Regions from separate parts of the Homo sapiens genome. Here region 2 is linked to region 1. Evidence: read pairs that join two places in POLR2A ChIA-PET (ENCODE). Cell type or tissue: CD4-positive, alpha-beta T cell. All regions are shown on one strand. Links, peaks and the distances in the headings refer to the core of each region. The heading gives the core; the rest is flanking DNA.

What was found. ChIA-PET counts read pairs that join two places held together with the same protein. Peaks named below come from ENCODE experiments on the same cell type or tissue, not always from the same donor. Only the 100,000 strongest peaks of a DNase experiment are listed, where the experiment ranks them.
Region 2: POLR2A ChIA-PET joins it to region 1 with 5 read pairs; 2 of 35 experiments call an interaction of 5 or more read pairs at or near these places.

What each region holds. Positions count from the first base shown.
Region 1 is chr11:128,733,434-128,743,350 of GRCh38, reverse strand. The region is part of intron 1 of FLI1 (Fli-1 proto-oncogene, ETS transcription factor); the gene reads right to left. Among named protein-coding and RNA genes, the nearest start is that of SENCR, 42 kb to the right of the region's middle. RefSeq lists enhancers at 8,757-9,302, 9,056-9,345. In CD4-positive, alpha-beta T cell, for the core only: no CTCF peak of the experiment used is centred there; a DNase peak (open chromatin) is centred at 4,220; H3K4me3 peaks cover 514 bases; H3K27ac peaks cover 3,854 bases.
Region 2 is chr11:128,806,218-128,816,134 of GRCh38, reverse strand. FLI1 (Fli-1 proto-oncogene, ETS transcription factor) reads right to left here. Exons shown (of 9, transcript NM_002017.5): 7 at 8,896-8,955; 8 at 6,931-6,978; 9 at 2,868-5,676. The coding sequence ends at 5,147. Among named protein-coding and RNA genes, the nearest start is that of KCNJ1, 56 kb to the left of the region's middle. RefSeq lists an enhancer at 560-669. In CD4-positive, alpha-beta T cell, for the core only: no CTCF peak of the experiment used is centred there; no DNase peak of the experiment used is centred there.

The DNA.
Region 1 (9,917 bases), core at 1,706-6,705:
TCACTGCAGCCTCAAACTTTTGGGCCCAAGGAATCCTCCTACCTCAGCCTCCTAAGTACCAAGTAGCTGAGACTACAGGCACACACCACCATGCCAGCTAATTTATTTTTTTATTCTTTATTTTTTGTAGAGACAGGGTCTTACTATGTTGCCTAGGCTGGTCTTGAACTCCTTGCTTCAGGTGGTCCTCTTGCCTTGGCCTCCCAAAGTGATAGGATTACGGGCATGAGCCACCATGTCCAGATGGCTCCCAGTTCTCGCACTGCTACTTCCACCTGGTTTTCTGTGTGATTGAGATCTCCCATGTTCATTATAGGTTGGTGATGTTCATGAGAAACCCAAAGTCAATGAAGCCAGTGAAGCCAACCTTCTCAAACCTTTCTCTCTTGGGAAACTGTGAGAGCAAAATGTCCATGGGGAACCTTGTGGTCCTCTTGCTTCTTTTAATCATGAACCAGAAATGCTCTCAGGTATAACATCAGCCTGAATGGCCTGTAAAATGTGCTGACGATTCCACGTAAAACCAACAAATGCATACTCGTCAGCATCAATCTTAAAATAAAATCAGGATCAAGAAACAAAAACCTTTACCTAAACTTCTTATTCATTTCCATAGAAAGAAGTTGAATTCTCTGATTTGGTCCAGGGGAGATGACTGTGACGCTGGCACTGTTCTAAAATCTGCACCATGCAATGCAGAAGCAACTCGCCTTGTGAGGCTATTGAGGACTTGAAATGTGTCTGGTGTGACTGAGGAACTGAATTTTTAATTTTAGTCAACTTTAGTTCATTTGAATTTAAAAAGCCACATGTTATGAGTGGTTACCATCTTGGAGAGCACAGGCTGTGGACACTTGTGTTTGGTGACCAGACTATGTGCTCCTCGAAACATGCAAAGGTCACTCTGGATATTTCTTTAACATGTCTTGTCTCACAATGGGGCCATAAAACAGATTTGTCACACAAAAGAACACTCATTCACTGATGCATTCATTAATTTAGCAAATATTTATTGGATATCTTCTATGTGCTGGGCACTGTTGATAAAAGCCAGGAATATGTCTATGGAAAAATGATGCCATCATTTTAATGGCGTTGTTGATGACTATGAGATTAGGAGAATTGTGGGACTTTTCCTCCATGGAACTGGCTAAGTTTCTACAGTGAGCTAAATGGGTGAAACGCAGATTATTATGGGAATATGCATGGTAACCCTGGACAAGTGAGTAGCTGCGGCAAACCTGCTGTGTAAACACAGGCTGTGCACACAGATGGGGAAGTGACGACAGGAAAGGAGAAAAGAGTCTGAATTAAATATGGTAGGAACGATGCTATGTTTGAAGCTTAGATGAAATAACAATAAGGTCCTCAAAAGCATTCTGGAAAGCACATGGCATTTACAAATGGAAGCAGTGCATTGTCACCGTCACTGGGAGCTCCCGAGACAGTCCAGGCACAAGCTTCCCCAGCCTCCCCCACTCAGCATCCCAGAAACCAACCAAGCAAGGGAGCCATTGCCTCAGGAGAAGGTGGCAGAACTTGAAGTAAAGAGGTGGTGCAACTGGCTACCAAGGAAGGGATTTCAGAGGACAGGAAAGCCGTGAACTGAGCAGGAATCGGGGGGAGGGGCAAAGGCATTAACACTTCATTGGCTCAGGGACTTTCTGGTCACAGAGAGCCAGCCAGGACCTCAGATGAGCCTTTTATCCCCTCCTCTGCAGATCACACAGCAAGAAGGAGAAGGGGACACAAAGGCTTGACTGTGGCACTTTCTCCATTGTTGTGGCTCTCACTGCAGGGTCCTGAAACACCCATTAGATCTGGAGTCCTCTGGAAAGGCGGGAGAGAGAGTCCACAGTAAGTTGCCCCTGCATCCGGACTGGCTGGGGGCTCTGGCCTGAAGAGTCACCGTAGGCAGAATGACTGTGTCTTATTTTATTTATTTATTTATTACTTTTGAGACGGAGTCTCACTCTGCTGCCCAGGCTGGAGTGCACTGGCACGATCTCAGCTCAATGGAACCTCTGCCTCCCGGGTTCAAGCGATTCTCCTGCCTCAGCCTCCCGAGTAGATGGGATTACAGGCGCCCATGACCACACCTGGCTAATTTTTGTATTTTAGTAGAGACAGGGTTTCGTTATGTTTGCCAGCCTGGTCTCCAACTCCTGACCTCAAGTGATCCGCCCGCCTCAGCCTCCCAAAGTGCTGGGATTATAAGCATGAGCCACCATGCCTGGCTGAGTGACTGTATTTTAAACCAGAGCTTGCAGACTGTGGGCCTTTAGCCCCTTAACTCATTGCTGGTGCTCCTTAAATGTCAAACCCAGCCTGGGGATGCTGGCGTGCCAACGTGCCTGGGAGCTCTTCCCTTTTTCCCTCTGGGTTAACAACAACGTTGGCATGAGAACGGGATCTCTGTGGCTGCACCTTCTCTCCTTCCTCATCTCTCCACCAGCCTTCCTTTCTGTTCACCTAGTCCCCATCCCCATTAGCACCAGGCTGAGGCCCAAACATCATCTAAGCAACCACCTACCACCCCAACTCTAAGAAGTGGCCTCTGAGCTGTAGGGGTGTACCCCTCTGAAGGGAGGACCCTATAATACTAATCTACTCCTGGTCTGACTGCCAACATTGTCTGATCTAAGTGAGGAAGAGCTGATCTAAAACATTGCTGTCATAACCCAAAGGGATTACTGAACTGTAGTTTGGGCGGGGCTTCTCCCTCCCTCCCAGCAGACTAACCCTCCTACTTATTTTTAATTTAAGCTAATGTGAAAATATTTGCATTCTCTGAGCATGCAGAAAATGAACCAGGGCAAGTGGGGGAAAAAGTGGGGAGCTAAAAGTATGTTGGAACCATGATTAGGCCAGCCTAGGAGAAACAAGGTTGACCATATTTATGGGGTCTCGTTCTTTGGCGAGCCAACAGTGTTTAAGGATTTCTCTGACTTAATTACAGGACTCTCATGGGTCATGACTTCTGTAACCAAATGTTACTTTGAAAGGGAAGAAGTGAATAGATAGAAAAGGTTTTGTCTTTAGACACCATAATTTGTCGTGACAACATTTCCTCTTTCAGGCCCGTGTGGGTCCCTGGAGAGCCTTATGGAGTGCACCTTTCAGGTTGGAGATGGTCTGATCTCTCTCTGTCCATGTACTTGTGCGTATACATTCCCAAATATTTATTTCACTAGGTAGCTTCTCTTCCAACTCCCGCTACAGGCCTTAGGGTTTCTTGGGAGATTGCTTTCTGCGCTTATGGGGCAGAGATGTGGGGTGGAAGTTGGTGACAAGGAGACATCTATTCCCTACCAATATTAGGGCACGTGAACCAAGGCCCATGTGTCCCTCACACGTGGGGATGAGAGACCTTGCCAGTGGCTCTGGCCAGGCCTGATGCGGCTCAGACGTGGCCCTTTGCTCCCACAGCTAGAGGAAAATCCTGTCAAAATGCCTTAACGATCTTCTAATATTTCCATGCAATTAAGGCCACATCTGTCTCCCAGGCCCCCACACTCCTTTGCTGGTGCACAGACATGAACCAAACAGTCTGTCTTGTCGATCTGGAAGGTAACAAAGAGCTCCATTCATAACTGTAGGCACTTTCACCATTTTTTTTTCGAAGTAAAATAGAGTTTTCACTTTGAGAATAACCTGTGTGGCAAGCAAGCGAAGGATTTTTCCCCCCTAATAAATCAAATTCAACAGCCTAATAAAATGCTGGCTCCCCCTGCCCACACCACTGCCTCCCTCCCTCCCACTGTCCCACTCTCAGCCAACAATCCTTGGGAATGGAGAGTAGTGGGCAGACCCAAAGGAGGTAGGGAAGGTGAGCTGGGAGCAGATGAAGTGAATTAAAATGCCTTTTGAAGGCTCACGGGCTTGTTTGGCAGATTAAAGACTGAGATGGGTGGGGCAGGGGGGTTGAGGGGTGGGGGCAGCAGGAGCGTAAGGAGTGTGCCTTTCCCTTTCCCTCTCTACCTACTTTCTCAGCCTTTCCGGGCTTGTTTTAAAATACTTGTTTTCTTCTCCTGCTCCCTCTACCCCACAGCTCATCCCCATACCTTCAGTAAACCTGCTGCTTCCTTTTTTTGCATGGGGAAGAGCAAGAGAACCACGTTCCTAAGAATGGAGCAAGTGCTATTGGGCCACACCTGCAGCTGAAGCCCCGGGGAGGAGTGCCTGCCTGTCTCCTCAGAGCAAGGCTAAGAGATCTCCCTCAGCCTTTGAAGCCTCCAGAGAGTGAGTTTGCAGGAGATAAGTGCTGATAAACATCGAGTTTGGTGCTTATCCGCAGCAAACATGATCTTTTGAGGTTCTCTCTGCACTCATAAGCCATAGAGACTCTAATCAGAAAACAGAAGGGAAAATGCAAAACCAAGCAGTATTTGCTGCTGATTTTTCTTCTTTTTTGTTTTGTTTTGTTTCGGTTTACACACTGAAAAGCCCAACATAGATACTGTCATACAAGAGACTCCAGAGCAGAAATGTAGCCCTGGGTCTTTGCTTTGCTTGGGTTTTTTGGTTCTGACATCAAGGGAAGATGTCTTCACAGAGCTGCACATAAAAAGGATGGGCTGGACACTAATAACGACGACACCTGCATCCAGCATTCTCCTTTCCAAAGCGCTCTTAGTCATTGCATTGTCTGGCCCTCATGGCAACTCTTTAAGGTAGGTGGGACAGACGGTTCACAGGTAAAGAAACTGCGCCTGAGCTAGGATATGTGATTTGTCCAATGTCACACAGCTTGAAGTGGGGTGCCAGGAGTAAAAGCCAGATCTTTCTGGCTGCAAAGCTGGGCTCTGTTCACGCTATACAATGCAGAGGCTCAGCAGCTAGAAGATAACCAGGAATCAAAGGGGCCTTGAACTTGGGTGTCCCACCTGGAAGCATTTGGAGAGCTCAGGCGGTAGTGGATGAAGTCAGGTGGAGAGGGCTTCGGGCTTTGCATCATTTGAGTAATGAGAGAAAGGTGAGGCCTTGGTTGTCTTGTATTTCAAGGCATTGTTTATATCTTATTTCTTAGCTATGGGATATTAGCAAAAAGCAGATGTGGAAGATGGAGTGTAGAGTAGAAACAGCATGGAGCCAGAGGTCCAGGGTTCTGGTCTCTGCTCCTCCCCTGCCCAGGTAGCGGGTCTTGAGTTTCAGTATTTTCTTCTATAAAATAAGGCGGATGGCACTTAAGTCAGGAGAGCAGGGTGACGTTAAGGGGAGCATGGAGAATGTTTGCTCCCCTATAAACTCATTCTTCTAAAATTATACTGTAATAATGACAATATTAAGGTAAAACCTTGCCATGACTTGTTAAGGCTCAAACAATGGTAGAACCTCGTCTTGTTGATCCCTTCCAGCTTCAGAACTCAATGGTATTGTCATGGGAGTCTTGAATTTGGGGAACTGCTGATGACCATTTAAGTCCATAGAGATAACAGGCTATTTCCACACAGGTTTTGATTAAGCAATCCTACTTCTGACAGCCAAGCAAGCCCTTGATGTTATATATCATAAGCTCCGAGCATTTGTCTGCAGGTAGATAGAAAGTGAACCTTCCACAAGAACCTCACAACAAAAGTAACTGGAACTGAGCCCAAAAGAACATTTCCTAAGGCTAAAAGTGACATCATTCACATAAGCTATCTTAGGTACCTCAATAAGCCCTGGATGGCCATTTCTAGGATGGGAAGTGAGATTATGGGGTACCCTGAGGCAAGAGGGCTTTTCCTCGATCTCTATTTAAATTTTCTACAGAATACATTCATGCATCATTTATTTCATTTAAAATAAATTTTTAAAGATAAAGGAAAATAGAAATGTCTTGTTCACAGATGAGTTCATGGTTTGGAGACAGAGCTGGACTACATTCTTGACAAAGATTTGTTCAAGTTCTAGAACTCATAGACATTAGAGAGGAGGACCATGTTGAACAGAGCTCGTGTTCCGGTGTGGTGGGGGCTGTGATGGGAGACGCATGCCCCATATGTGTCTATCATTCAAGCCTTGTTTGTAAAAACCCTCCTTTCTGCTTCAGCGTTTGTCTTTTTCAGCTCCCAGTGAAGGAGGCCTGACAATAGTGTGGTGAGGTGGTCAGGGAACTAACCCATTTTACAGATGAGGGAGTGGATGAGCTTGCACCCTGGCCTCCCCTACTGTGTCCTGCTCCCACTGAGCCCTGCCATCCCTTCCATGTAGCTAGCTGGATTCAACAAACTCAGTTTGAAAAAGGGCTTTCCGAAGTCCCTATCCACTTGAGTTAGATCTACTGCAGAATACTGCCTCTTGAGCACTGAAAGATATCCATATTCTTTCACAGAAATATATACATCTTTTTGAAAATGTTTGGTTGGGTTTGTGGTCGGAGGCTTGGCATGGTTGTTTGTTTGTTAGAATGTGCCTCCTTTGGGAAGAATGCAAACCAGGGGCTGTATTGGGATGCTGAGTCAGGCTCTGCCCTCAGTGACAAGGGGTCTTTGTCTTGTTCATGGTTCTCCCCACACACCTGCATACACACAGATACCCACAAAAGTGCATTTTGAAAACTAATAAAAATTGCACTGAAAATATTTAACTTATGCAAATACTACTATAGCAGAAAGTACACACATATACAAAACAGCAGCTATCTTTTCTAGAATCTGAACAAAATTTTCTGTTGATTATATATACAGAATTTGCTGAACATTTGCCTTGGGAAACCAATAAACAATGCAGTTATTGGTCCACTGTCAGCTTAGGCTTCTGTTTTGAGATGTTTTACCTATAGTGGAAATTGTCATCTGTACCTGGCATGTTTCTGGGTGTGTCTAAAATGAGCATGTCTCAAGAAATCTTTCCAGGTTCCTACATTCTCAACCAAAGTTGCTCAAGTGAGAAAGCAACTCAGGATATCAAGCTACCAGTTAGAATTTCAAGTATGACAAGCCTGCTACAAGAGTGTATCTTATCTGTGGCCTCTAGGGTTTCAGAAGCCAGAGGGCTCATGCTACCGCCAAAAGCTGTGGCTTACCAACTCGTATCACCCCTTTCATTGGAAGTTTCTTAAGATTCCAAAATGTGAGAATTATTATCAGGTGTTCTTTGTCTAATGATGTCTGATTGCTCTGCATATATGAATGAATGCCTACAGCTCTTCGGAAAGGAAAGCAAAGAATAATGTTCTTATGCTGGGCGGGGGTGGAGGGTGGGGACTTAGGGGGTGGTTGAATGTTCAGCTCTAGTAGCTTGCATTTCCTGTTTAGTGGGTGTGAGGGGTTTACACAAGAAAGTCTCAGTGTTACGCTAGATGGATAGCCTCATCGATCATGTCTAAGGAATCTCTGCCTAAAGATGATCAATTTGGCCTCTGCATACCACAAGGAGGTTTCAGTATTTAAGAACTTCGGGATCAACCATGTCCTAATTCTAGATACGTGTTTCGATTGTCTTGTCCTATTTGTTCAAAATTCCCTTCAAAGTTAAACAATTTATCAGGCCAGCTCATAGGACCCTTGAAGGAAAATTTGAAAAACATCTTATTATTCTAAATACTATTTTCTGTTTGCAGGAATGATATGAATTTGCAAAGAGACTTGGCATCTAAAGGTGGGGGGAGGCTCAGGAAGCCCTAGGAAGTTCATAAGAACTTTACAACTTAGTTTCCAAGTTCAGACTTCTGGTTCACTCAGCTACCTAGGCCATCATGGGTCACACAGCTGTGATAAAGTTACCTTTCCTATCTTATCTAGACATCTGATAATGTGGATAATGTGAGGATTATTTCTCCATCATCAAATTGATCTCTAAAGGAATTATACCAAACATACAGTCACAAAGTTCTCCCAAATTGGTGATCAGCTCTCTGAAAATTAAAATCAAATGGTATCTTAGGAAGTATGCTATTTTCTTAGATGTATCCAAACCTTAGAAATAAAAAGCCCACCTTAAATCCATCAATACAAATAAGCGATAACCATGATTACTTCTATGTTATTATACAGGACTTTAAATATACACTGAGGTGCCAGAACAAAGTCCTAGGCTGGTTGAATTCTTGTGTCCAGCTCCATCTCTGCCTCTGTCTCTTTTTAATGGAACAGGCAGATGATGCATTTTCTAGACTTATTTCCCCTCATTTTGTTGTTATCAGTAATAATAATGACAAGGAAAATTGTAGATTATTTTATAGTTTAAGACATTGATCTTAATAGGAGCCTTCCCACATCTATAATCTTATTTAATTACTCTAATAAACTGGAGAAGAAGGCAGGATTATTCCCCTCCCCCACTTTGCTGATGAAGAAACAAAGGTTCTGAAGGACTACGTTCGTGGTCATAAAGCGGGAAGGGGAAGAGTGTGAGGCCAACCCTCTGGACTCCCTTCCGTGGGGCCCTTTCCACGAGGCTGCACTTTCTCAGCTGCATTCTTTGCCCACAAACACTACAGCAATTAGTACATTTATTTTTCCATATTGATACTATTTTTCTTTCCCTTTTGATCTTGCCCCTTTGGTTAGATGGTAGGCGATTTTAGGGCAAGATCTTTATCTGTTCGTTATTTACCGTTTGAACTTTCAGTGGGCTCATTAGGGGTCCAGGGACATTTGCTGATTGATGGCATGCACTGGACATGAGCCTGCTGGCTTTGACATTTTAAAACTGCACACTTCCCTCAGTGACAGTATGCCCAAGCAACAGGCCTCCCTGACATTTTCTCAAAACCAGGAAATGAAACTGGCCACCAAGAGCAAGTGACCGCCAGCCAGGGCATTGGTGCAAACCAAGCAAAACACACCACAGTGCAGGCAGCGCGGGTCACAAGGATGAAGGCATTCGATCTGCAGTTATCTTTGAAGAAATGTAACATGTTCCTTCCTCCCACCGTGGTTTCAGCCACAATCATCCTCCTGTTTTAAACAGGTTGAATTATGTTCCTATACAATATTTGTACACAAAACCCAACCTTAGACATGCTTTTCCCTATGATCTTGGTCTCTGCACACGCACGAGAATAGCCTTCTTCCATCTGAGTACTCAGCTCGATCCTGCTTAGCTTCCAAGATCAGATGAGGCACGTTCAGAGCACTGTGGACGTGGACAGCGCAGCCTCCTCCAAACGTTTTGGCTGAATTGGAGGACAAAGCAGGGCTGTTTAATATGCAAAACATCTTTTTCTCGCATTTTCCTTTCTATAGCTTCCCCTGTTTAACCACCCCTCTCCACCTCGCTTTTAACCAAGTCAAATCTTTGGCAAATGGTTTTGGGGATATTTTTCAGCACGTGGTAGCAAAGATATTTTCTGTCTGTGGCCTCGGAGCCCCTGGGCGCTCTGGGGAAGCTGCCATTGCACAGGTAGCAGTACTCTGAACCCCTGCAGCTCAGCAGCAAGCCCCGGTCATAATCATGTGCTCTGTCGCTCCTCTCCTCACTGTGCTGATTGCAGCCCAGATAGGAGGAGCATGTGGGAGCTGACTCCTCACTGAACAATGACTTGAGAGAGAGAAAGACAAGAACTTCTTTGCATATGAATGCATCAACATGTGCCTCTCTGGGTACCTTTGCTCCATGTGAAAGGAAGGGAGGCAGCCAAAGTGACCCTTGGCTAATTAGACAAAGGCAGATGGGCACAACAGAGAAAACTTCTGCTGGATCCAGTATTTGCACAGCTTCAGGGACTTTCAGCGCACAGCATCTTATATCACACATGCATAACATTCCTGCCAACTGAGTCCAAATGGCGAATGTGATCTTTGTAGCTTGACCTGTGACACCCAACAAATTCTAGGCAATGGTTGGATTTGCTGTCTGTGACTCACTTTGCATGTTTCCATTATTTTTATCTACTCTGGCCCACTAACTTGACCGTGTTCACTCAGCATCAGCCAGGTTCTAAAGAGTGAGGGGAAGCTGAGAAAGCTTGAATGGCGGAGTGTGTAGAG
Region 2 (9,917 bases), core at 2,706-7,705, 72 kb before region 1:
TGACCCTGCACTGAACTCCCCAAACAGGGTGCCCACCAGCTACCAAGGACTTAATGAATGTTCTTGAAAAATACTAGCCAATACTAGCAGACAACGATGATTATCCATAAACCTCCTGTACAGCAGTCTACAATGGGTTTTCCACACTGTCGTCCGATGCCTCACAGAAACTCATGCAGGAGGTATAACTCAGGTCCTAGTTAATCGATGAAGACAAGTTACCCAGTAGGTGGAAGGGCCAGCATTTGAACCCAGGGTTTCTGGCATTGTATTCATTTTCATTTGTCTACTCAAATTGCCTCTTTCCTCCCACTAAGAAAACATATGAGTTAACTCAGTTAAAATGCAGAAGGTTAATCTAGCAGTTGTAGGTGAGTGAGTGGTCTCACTGGAAATTTTTCCTGTCTCCCTCTAGAGCTTTTAAGCTGAGTGTAAATTGACTATGTGCTTAGGGATTTACCAGCTCGGACAGACTGAAACAATTAGACAGGAGGCCGCATCAGACTGAGAGAGAGAGACAGATCCCAGGCTTGTGGGCCCACATTCCTTTTAAAACTTCCCTCCCTATCCTTTCTCAACTGGCTGAAACCCTGGAGGTTTGACTGGCTAACCCACTTCCTCTCACAAGTGTCCATCCCCCGGGGGAGCCTGGGATTTGTAGTTTTGGTATCAGCCTGCCTTTCATAATCCCTTAGCGGGACTCCCTGGCTGAGGGCGTGTAGTGTCAGTTTCAGTAGCTTTCTACGTGATGAAATGCCCAATGTGCTTTCTGCAAAACCTGCATTCCTTCCTGAATAACAGCAAAGCTTCTGTATGCTCACCAGAACCCAGTCACTCCCCTGGCCCCCATCCCGGCTCTTATTACCTCTCCCATCCCTGCCCCCACTGATACAAAGCATCCTCTTACCTCGACCCCCTGAGGGCCTTCTGGACACAAGCTCAGTGGTGCTGTTGATGGTGGAGGAACTTCTGAGCAAGGTGTGGGAGTGGGGCTGGGCAGCAGACAGCCATGCTTAAGGGTTGCTTCCCCCAAGCACATTCCCCCAAAGGACACCTTTTCAAGAGTTTTTAAGGCAACAGGTTTACATGATGCTTGTAATGAACAGATATTAGAGGAAATACGGTAAGAATCCAAGTCCACAGAAACCACCTCTCACATGAAGTACTGCATTTTGTTCAGGTTTTTATTTATCCACTAAGCATTGCCTTGGGTTGGCAGTAACTTGGCTTGGGGTGGACAGATGCTGCTTTCCTCCCTTGTGTTCTAGAACCTCCTGATCTCATTTGGTCTAAACTAGCAAACCTTATCTGAGAACCTCTTAATCCATTTCCCTTTGTGTATGTTCATCGCTCACTTGCATGCAGATGTTATTGGTTAAGTAAAATAACAATCTTTTTAAGTGTCATTACATTTTCTAGTGGCTGTTGACTATTAAAAATGTTTTAAAATAACAGATATTGAAAATAGGCCCAGTGTGGTGGCTCACGCCAGTAATCCCAACACTTTGGGAGGTTGAGGTGGAAGGATTGCTTGAAGCCAGGAGTTTGAGACCTGCCTGGGCAACATAGAGATACCCTATCTCCAGAAATAAAATAAAATAAAATAAAATAAAATAAAATAAAATAAAATAAAATAAAATAGAACTTCCTTTGTGTGGGACTCAACAACATTTTTCGACACTGAAAAAAGATGACCTCTGCTATAGACTGACTGTGTCTGTCCCTTCTCCCAAATTCATATGCTGAAACCTAATCCCCAATGTGAAGGTATTTGGAGGTGATTAGGGCATGAGGGTGGAGCACTCAAGAGTGGGATTAATTCCCTTATGAAAGAGACCCCAGAGCATTCCCTTGCTCCTTACACCATATCAGCACACAGTGAGAAGGTTCCCTCTATAAACCAAGGCAAGGGCCCTCACCAGACACTGAATCTGCTGGCACCTTGATCTTGGACTTCCCAGCCTCCAGAACTGTGAGAAATAAAGTCCTGTTTTTATGAGCCACCCAGTCTATGGTAGTTTGTTATAGCAGACCAAATGGACTAAGACGACCTCCTGCTAAAGGACTGTTGGTCAGTGTCCCAAACTGTGGGGAGGAACAGCTTCCATGAGAACCACTTGCAGGCCTGCATGCCCGCTTTGCTTGGCTGGCACTGTTTGTTAGATGGCAGAAACCTCATGGCACAGGCACAGAATGATCCAGCAGGGAAAAGACTGGACTAGCAGACAGGAGGGCAAAGATTCTGTTTGTCCTCTGGGACTAGTCCGCTGCATGCCCTGGAGCCAGCTAGCAAACGTTCAATCTGGGCATTGCAGGGGAATAAATGCCAGTGCCCCCTCTGTACAAATGCTTATGAGGAGAAAATGGTGCCCCAGTCCTGTCAGCCAGTGGGCCAGCTTCTGAGGCATAGGACAAATCACTGTGGAACATATTCAGGGGGCGAGATTTGGCTAAAGCTCTATGACTGTGTAGAGAAGATGAGCCTGAGCCAGTGTTTGAGTAGGACACATAAAGAAAACCTTTAAAAGAATGAACTAATGGGCTGAGCATCTTCTTACAGCACTCAGAAATATATGCCTCCATTTTCCCTAATGAATACTTTGCAGATTTCAAAATTGATGGGGAAATTGCGTGGCTAAGATGGAGATCTGCCAAAGAATTCAGCTAGTTTGTTCTTAAACATACCTGGCCTTCATCATTCCTCTTTCTATGCTTGGGCCACTAATACCAAGTTTTAATTTTCTCCTTTCTTGGAAGTCACTAGAAATCCAGTACATGCATACACTTTTTTCACTAAAGACCAACATCTTTGTTTTGAGAGTTAATAGCAGAGGATATTCAATATAGAGAAAATAGGAGGAAAAGAGTAGAATTTCAGTTTCAATTTATTTTTATATCACCATTTAAAATGTTCTATTTTGTATTTGTTTTCTAATATGAAGAATAATGTAACAGTTTGTATATATGATTTATAAATCAATGTGCATATGTTGAGAATATGTGCTTTACACATCTTTTTAAATGGCAGGGTGCAAGATTAAAAAAAAACTGGAGACAAATGTTCCGAAACACATCCCATTTCATTTAGGTAGACATGTTGTCTAGAAGGTACTTAGTGTTACCCTAAGAAGGTTCTAGGGTTACCAATGCTGTGAGTCTAATTCCTTGCAAATCAAGGACTTCCCAGGTCTCACTCTTTTCATTGTAAAATAGAGAAAATGAAAATAAGCTACCTAACAGTGAAGGAACTGGAGGCAAGTTTCTTCCTTGGGAAGAAAAATGACCTTAAAAATCTGCATGAGCCATAAAGTCCTGGTCTGAGACCTGAAGGAAGCAGGGCGCTTATTCTTTGCTGGAGTGGCAGAAGGTGGCCGTCTGGGTCTGAAGTGCCCAGGGGAGGCTGCAGAGTTAAATCTCACAGACCAGTCTGGATAGACCAGCTCGCTTTGCTCCAGTCCTTACATACAGGTTTATCCATGGCCTTAGCTGCTGTTTTATAAAACCCTTTTAGGCTGGAGGAAGATTTAAATAACACACACAAAAACACTACAAACATCATCAACAACAATGAAAAACCACACTGATTTTTTACCTTCTGCTGTACTGCAGTAGGTACATTCGAAAAATTCTTGATAGTGCAAGAAGTAAATAGGAAAGTTCCCCAGGGAAAACCCTTTGACCTAACGGGGGCGGTAAATAAGAAAACTGTCCTCAGCACTGAGAGAAGGAACCATTTATTTAGTCAAATTATTTTACAACATGGTCTTCTTTGACAGTTGTCAGCTTAACACTTAATATAGTTAAAAAAGTCAACAATTACCTGCAAAATTATATATATTTTAATGTCTAAAAATATGTTGCTTATATAGAGCAGGAAAATCCCTCCTCTCCACAAGGGAAAGTTTCGTTGTTTTTCCCAGAGCTGTGATTATTGCAGTACTGTTACACGCATTTCCAAAGCATTAAAGATCTAAATGGATTATCTTTTCCCTGCTTGTGTATGCCTGTTAAATAACTGTACCAGTGCTTTGCTTTCTCATAAGTCAGTGACTTAAACAGCCCTGTTTCCTTTTCAGCTATAGGCATATTATGCTTTTTAAAAACCAGCTATAAAAACATACAGACAGCCCAAATGTACAGATTGAAAAAAGATGTACAAATTACATTAAAAAAAATAACAGCGATTGATTCGATAGTAAAACTGCTTTTGTGACCGAGGTCAACTCGTTTATTTATTCTTAATTTTTAATTATTTATTTTTAATACTGTGAGATATAGGAAAATAACTCTGCATAATTTATACAGTAAGTTGCCTTCTGATTGGTTGGCCCTGGTCTGATGGTCTGACAAGCGCACAGCACTTGCGAATCTGCTTGAGTTTAGAAATCCCTACAACTTTTCCAAGTTCTGGGACCACTGTCATCATTTAAAAAAAAAAAAAAATTAGTAATTTAATTCCCCGTCTTTCAGGAATGTATGTATTTGCATTAAAATTTCTTAGTTCATATCTTGACTATTTCTAGAGAGAGTGGTCAGCTGAGTGCATACTGTCCACTGAGAGGGATTCTGCAATGCCCTTGGCGTCTTAAACACACAAACCTTCTTTCCATCAAATTCCAGTTGGGTGAAAACTTCACTGGCCTTACAATCAATGTTCCAGTTGCCATCCACTGAATTTGGTCCTCCTAAAATTAGATTATAAGCTTCCCACCTCTATTTGTCACTAAATCTCAAACCAGAACATGACGGGTTAAGTCCATGATTCTGTGTCATACTGAACCCCGTGTATTGACAAGAAACTGCTTTGGTCATAAAAACATAAAGAAAACGTACAGCTTCTTTCTCAGAACCATGACTTAACCATTCCAGTAATCTTAATATGCAACTCACAAGATGCTAGGAGACTGAGAATTCAAACTGGCATACTGGCCCATGGAATTATTCATCTCTTTGTTCAGGTAGAGGAAGCAAAAGTTACCAACATTAAAAAAAATGTTTTTAAAGAACAAATACAAAGGTTCTATCCAACAAGAAAGAACATCCAGTTTTGTCTTCCCTTCAAGGCCACATATGTCCTGTTGAGTCCAAAGCATCCAGTAAGTGTGCAGGATGGGCTTCAGCTAGAAGGCCACTGATGAGTAAGCTTCTAGTAGTAGCTGCCTAAGTGTGAAGGCACGTGGGTGTTAGGATGGCGGGGGACGTTGGGGTTGGGGTAGATTCCCCCCGTGGGGGAGGTCCAGTATTGTGATGCGGCTCCAAAGAAGCTGGAGGAAGTGACAGGCATGGAGGATGGATGGGGAGGGACAAAGTTCACCTTCTGCTGGTGGGCATGGTAGGAAGGCATGTAGGAGATGTCAGAAGGGTACTTGTACATGGACGACTCGGTCGGATGTGGCTGCAGAGCCTGGGCAATGCCGTGGAAGTCAAATTTGTAAGCATATCTTTTGCCGTGCACTTTGGTCATAATGTTTTTATCATAGTAATAACGGAGGGCCCGGCTCAGCTTGTCGTAATTCATGTTGGGCTTGCTTTTCCGCTCGCCCCAGCGCCTGGCCACCTCATCGGGGTCCGTCATTTTGAACTCCCCGTTGGTCCCCTCCCAGGTGATACAGCTGGCGTTGGCGCTGTCGGAGAGCAGCTCCAGGAGGAATTGCCACAGCTGGATCTGCCCGCTTCCTGCACGCCGTGAGGCAAACGGGAGAGAACAGAACACCTCAGCCCAGAGAAGGCAGAACCCAGTTCCCTAAATGCAGGGAGCTTCTCATCCTTTTAAAGAAACCTTTTGTTTCCTTCGACATTGGGATCGACTTGACAAGCCCTTCTTATGTCATTGTTGATTTGCCTTTCTGCTTGCCTTGGAGATGGGTATAATAAGCGAGGTTAGATCCTAAGATGCTTTGCCCCAAGGCCTGGTAAATGGAATGTGGGAAGTGAGGTGCAAACTCTGCCCAGAACTAGCTGTGTGATCTTGGGTGAGCCATATCCCCCCTCAATCCCTTTGGCAAGGCTTTTGAATCTCTTCATCTAGAAAGGCCTGAATCACTGACTGATCTCTAATTAGTGGTCATGTCCCCCAGGGAATTCCCTGTCAGCAATAAAAAGTCAGGGGCAAGGCATGACTGTGGGAGTCATTGGGAGAAGCTGCGCCATGAGCTTTAGCTTTTGGATGGACAGGACCTGGATTGGCCCTTGGCAGGCCCAGAGCTTGGCTTGCAGCTCTAAGTTCTACAGAGAACTTGTGCAGAGAGAAAAATACCCAGAATATGCTGGGTGGCTGCTTTCTCCTCTGGCAGTAATGACCAGGCACTAAGGAATGGGTAGGCAGAGTCCCTGGGATGGGAAGGTGAGTGGGCCACACTGCGACAAGGGCCTGCTAGCTCCCAATCTCGATGGACTTGGTTTAGAAGGACCCTCTTGAGAGTTATTTTTGATACTAAATCTTTAAAGTACAAGGTCAAATTGACTATATCTGCAACTTTTCCAGGACACATCTCTTTTATAAGGCCAGATAACTTGGCAACACTTTCTAAAATCACAAATAAAACCCTTTGGAATATTTATGAACTTGTGCCTGGCATGCGGGAGACAACTGAGAGCTGAGTGGAGTTGTCTTCTTTTCTTTCTTGCCCATTTTCTCTGATTGAAACGCCTACCTACCTGTGCCACTTATTACTCATCTACACCTAAGTGCACATGTGCAGTGCTGATGTGTTTATTCCTAGAAGTATCCTCAGCTAACCAACCTTGACACCTCATAACAAGCCCTGACCTGTTGTTCACATGCTCCAGAAACAGACATTGAACATTTCAAGGAAAGACGTGCATGTTACTCCCCACTCAGGTGTCTGGACTTAGGACAGAAGTCTCTGTGATTTCACAAAGCTACGAAACATTCTGGCAAAAAAGGCTTGCAGGCCAAGGTAAACTCACCAGGGTTGGCTAGGCGACTGCTGGTCGGGCCCAGGATCTGATACGGATCTAAGGAAATAAAAAAGGAAATTTGCTTCAGTGTTTTTAAAAAATATGACAACCGTACCAACCATAAGAAAACCATAAGGGTTTATACTTTTATTTCAAGATCACAGGAAAGACTGATTTCAGAAAACTTTACTGCTTTTATTTGCAGATCTCAAAGATCTTGATGACATTTGTGGTCTTCATCTCAATAATTACAGAAAGAACAAAGAATAGGAACAGGATTACTTTTTCTTATTTTGGCATCTAAAATGTGCAGATTATGTTGTCATTACCCAAAGCAAAACAAAGAAAACATTTGGAAAGGAACTGGATAATATTCAATGATACAACGGACAGCTGACTCCATGGGCTTAAAGCAGGTCTCATGGTTACTGGTCTTTAATAACTCTACCTAATACTAACAACATTATTAATCTGTTTTTTTTTTTAAATGTAGCATGAAAAACACATGCCTAGAAACCAAGCAGCCTGGGTTTTAGCAGCAGCTATGTGATAAACAAATAACTTGTTGGACAATTTCTGGGAATCAGTTTTCTCATCTGACAAATGAGTGGGTTGGGCTACTGGATTCCTCAGTTTTCTTCTAGTATAACACTCTGTGATTTGAAATGTCACACAAGCCAGAAATGTCAGCACAAACCAGAGTGTACATTTTAGCTATAAAATGACTATTCTTAAAATCTCACTTTCCTCAAAACGTATGTGTTTATTTAGCCATGAAAAAGTCTTTGCAATACTGGTTTAGGTGAGAGGTTTATCTCCTTTTTTGTTAGTTGAGGAAATCATGGTAGAGAGCTGGGTCTCGACTTGGCAAAATTGTCATGTATTTTGTAAAATTTTGCTATTTTTCAACTATAATTGCAGTTTTAAAAATATCACTATGATTTTTGGGTTTCTACTTAGAACCATAAATTACCTTCAAAAGTCCTTAAGCCCATTGAGACCATCTTTTCTCATCCACATCATTAATATGATAATTATTTTTGGCAGGTGATGACTAATGCATAATTTTGTTGTTATTGGACAGTCTTTAAAACTCTCTACATCTGACTTATGATCCACAGTCAGCAAATTTTTTCTTAACCTTCCAGGTGAAATGTCAGTTGATTTTCTCTTGCTCTGCCTTCTGTGGAGATGGGGAACAATGTTTGCCTACCCCAAAGCAAATGACTTGTTCAGAACTTCATCTCAGCTGCATCACATAAGAAGATAGAGAGAGGAGCTGGGGCTTGGGCACAGCAGCTGTCTTCAGATATGCAAAGGATTTCGGAGGAAGCAGGAGGAAGGCTTCTCCAGAAGGAAAAGCTTGAGTGGAAATTCCAGGAGGCAGACTTTGGGTCAGATAGTGGAACTGAGCCCAGCTAGAAAGTCAACGCCCTGTTTTACTACAAGCACAAGTAAGGTAGAGGTGAGGGTAGGATAGACCCAGAAATCTCCAAGTTCCTCTCCAATACGGAGTCTCCAGGTCCATGGCTTTCAAAGTTCCTCTGCCTTAATTGTTAAGCCAACTCATCACAGGATGGGGATATTTCTGAAAGTAAGGTTTGGTGAAGCATAAAAGGCTTGGACAGGAATTTGGGGGATCTGGGATTGTAGCCCTATTTCTTTCATTAACCAGCTGTATGGTTTTTAGCAAGTCACTTCACCTCCCCGGGCCTCAGTTTCTTTATTGAACAAAATAAAGCATTGGAATAGTTCATCTTCAAGTTCTTTCACCTTTGATATTTAACAAGTCTCTACTTGATGTCAGTACCTGTTACTTCATTCACAGGACTATTAGGGTCAAAGATAGACCCTCTTTGAGAGAAATAAGAGAAAACATATGTGGTATATTGTTTAAACCCTCCATCAGTTGACCATGTGAAATCAACAACTGTGCAGGAAGCAAAGGAGAGATTACATATCCTGGGCAGGTACCTGGCTGGGGCCGTTGCTCTGTATTCTTACTGATCGTTTGTGCCCCTCCAAGGGGAGGACCTGTGGCAAGAGGGAAAGAAATGCAGTGAGTAGGACCCAGCTCCCCGAGGGGAGCAAGACGTCTTGACAGATGTGCTTTCTCACTCATTCCTTCGCCCACTCTCCACTGACTCATTTATTCATCTTATTTTAGAAACATTTACCTAGAATCTACTATGTGCTGGCCCTGTTCTCCAGGCTGGAGATTCAGGAATGAACAAGCAGTTCCTGGTAGAACTCGCATTCCAATGGGAGAGACAATAATAAACACATTTTTAAATTCTTAAAATTTTGTCTTTGCTTAAATGTCACCTTTTCATTTTCAAATTTTTAAAAAGTAAACTAACAGTATAGCATCACTGATGGTACTGAGGCTGTGGATTTCATTTTCAAATCGGAAAGTTAGAGAAGTCCTTACTGAGAAAGTGACATCTGAGCAAAGATCAGCTGCTTCCTGGTGTCCCTGTCTTGTGAGTTTCCTCCTTGGTATCTCTCACACACCCCTTCCATTCCCATGATCACTTCTGCATCACAGATCTGTATTGCTTCTTGCATGGTTTCTGGCTTAGTCTGACTGGTGTCCTCATTACTCTTCTGTCTCCCCACAACCCACCATACACGCCAGTGTTCAAAACCTTAGTGACTCTTCATTGCCTAAAGAACTAAGGCATATCTTCATAGCATCATTTACAATTCTGTTTCTTACCTTTCCAGACTTCTTCTGCATCACACATCCTAAGCTCCAGGAACCTGAGGTCCTCACTGACTGTCAGACATGCCAAGCTCATGTCTTCCCCAGCCCATATCGCCACAGGTCCAAATCCTGCCTCTCCTTCCAGAGCTAACTCAAGTGCTACCAGGTCCACAAAGCCTTCCTTGATACCAACCAGAAGAAAGGAGTTCTGTGTGTGCTTGATTTCTCTCTCCCGCTTATGGGACCAGTGCATGTCTGATTCATCTTTGTGAATCTTATATTGCCAAAT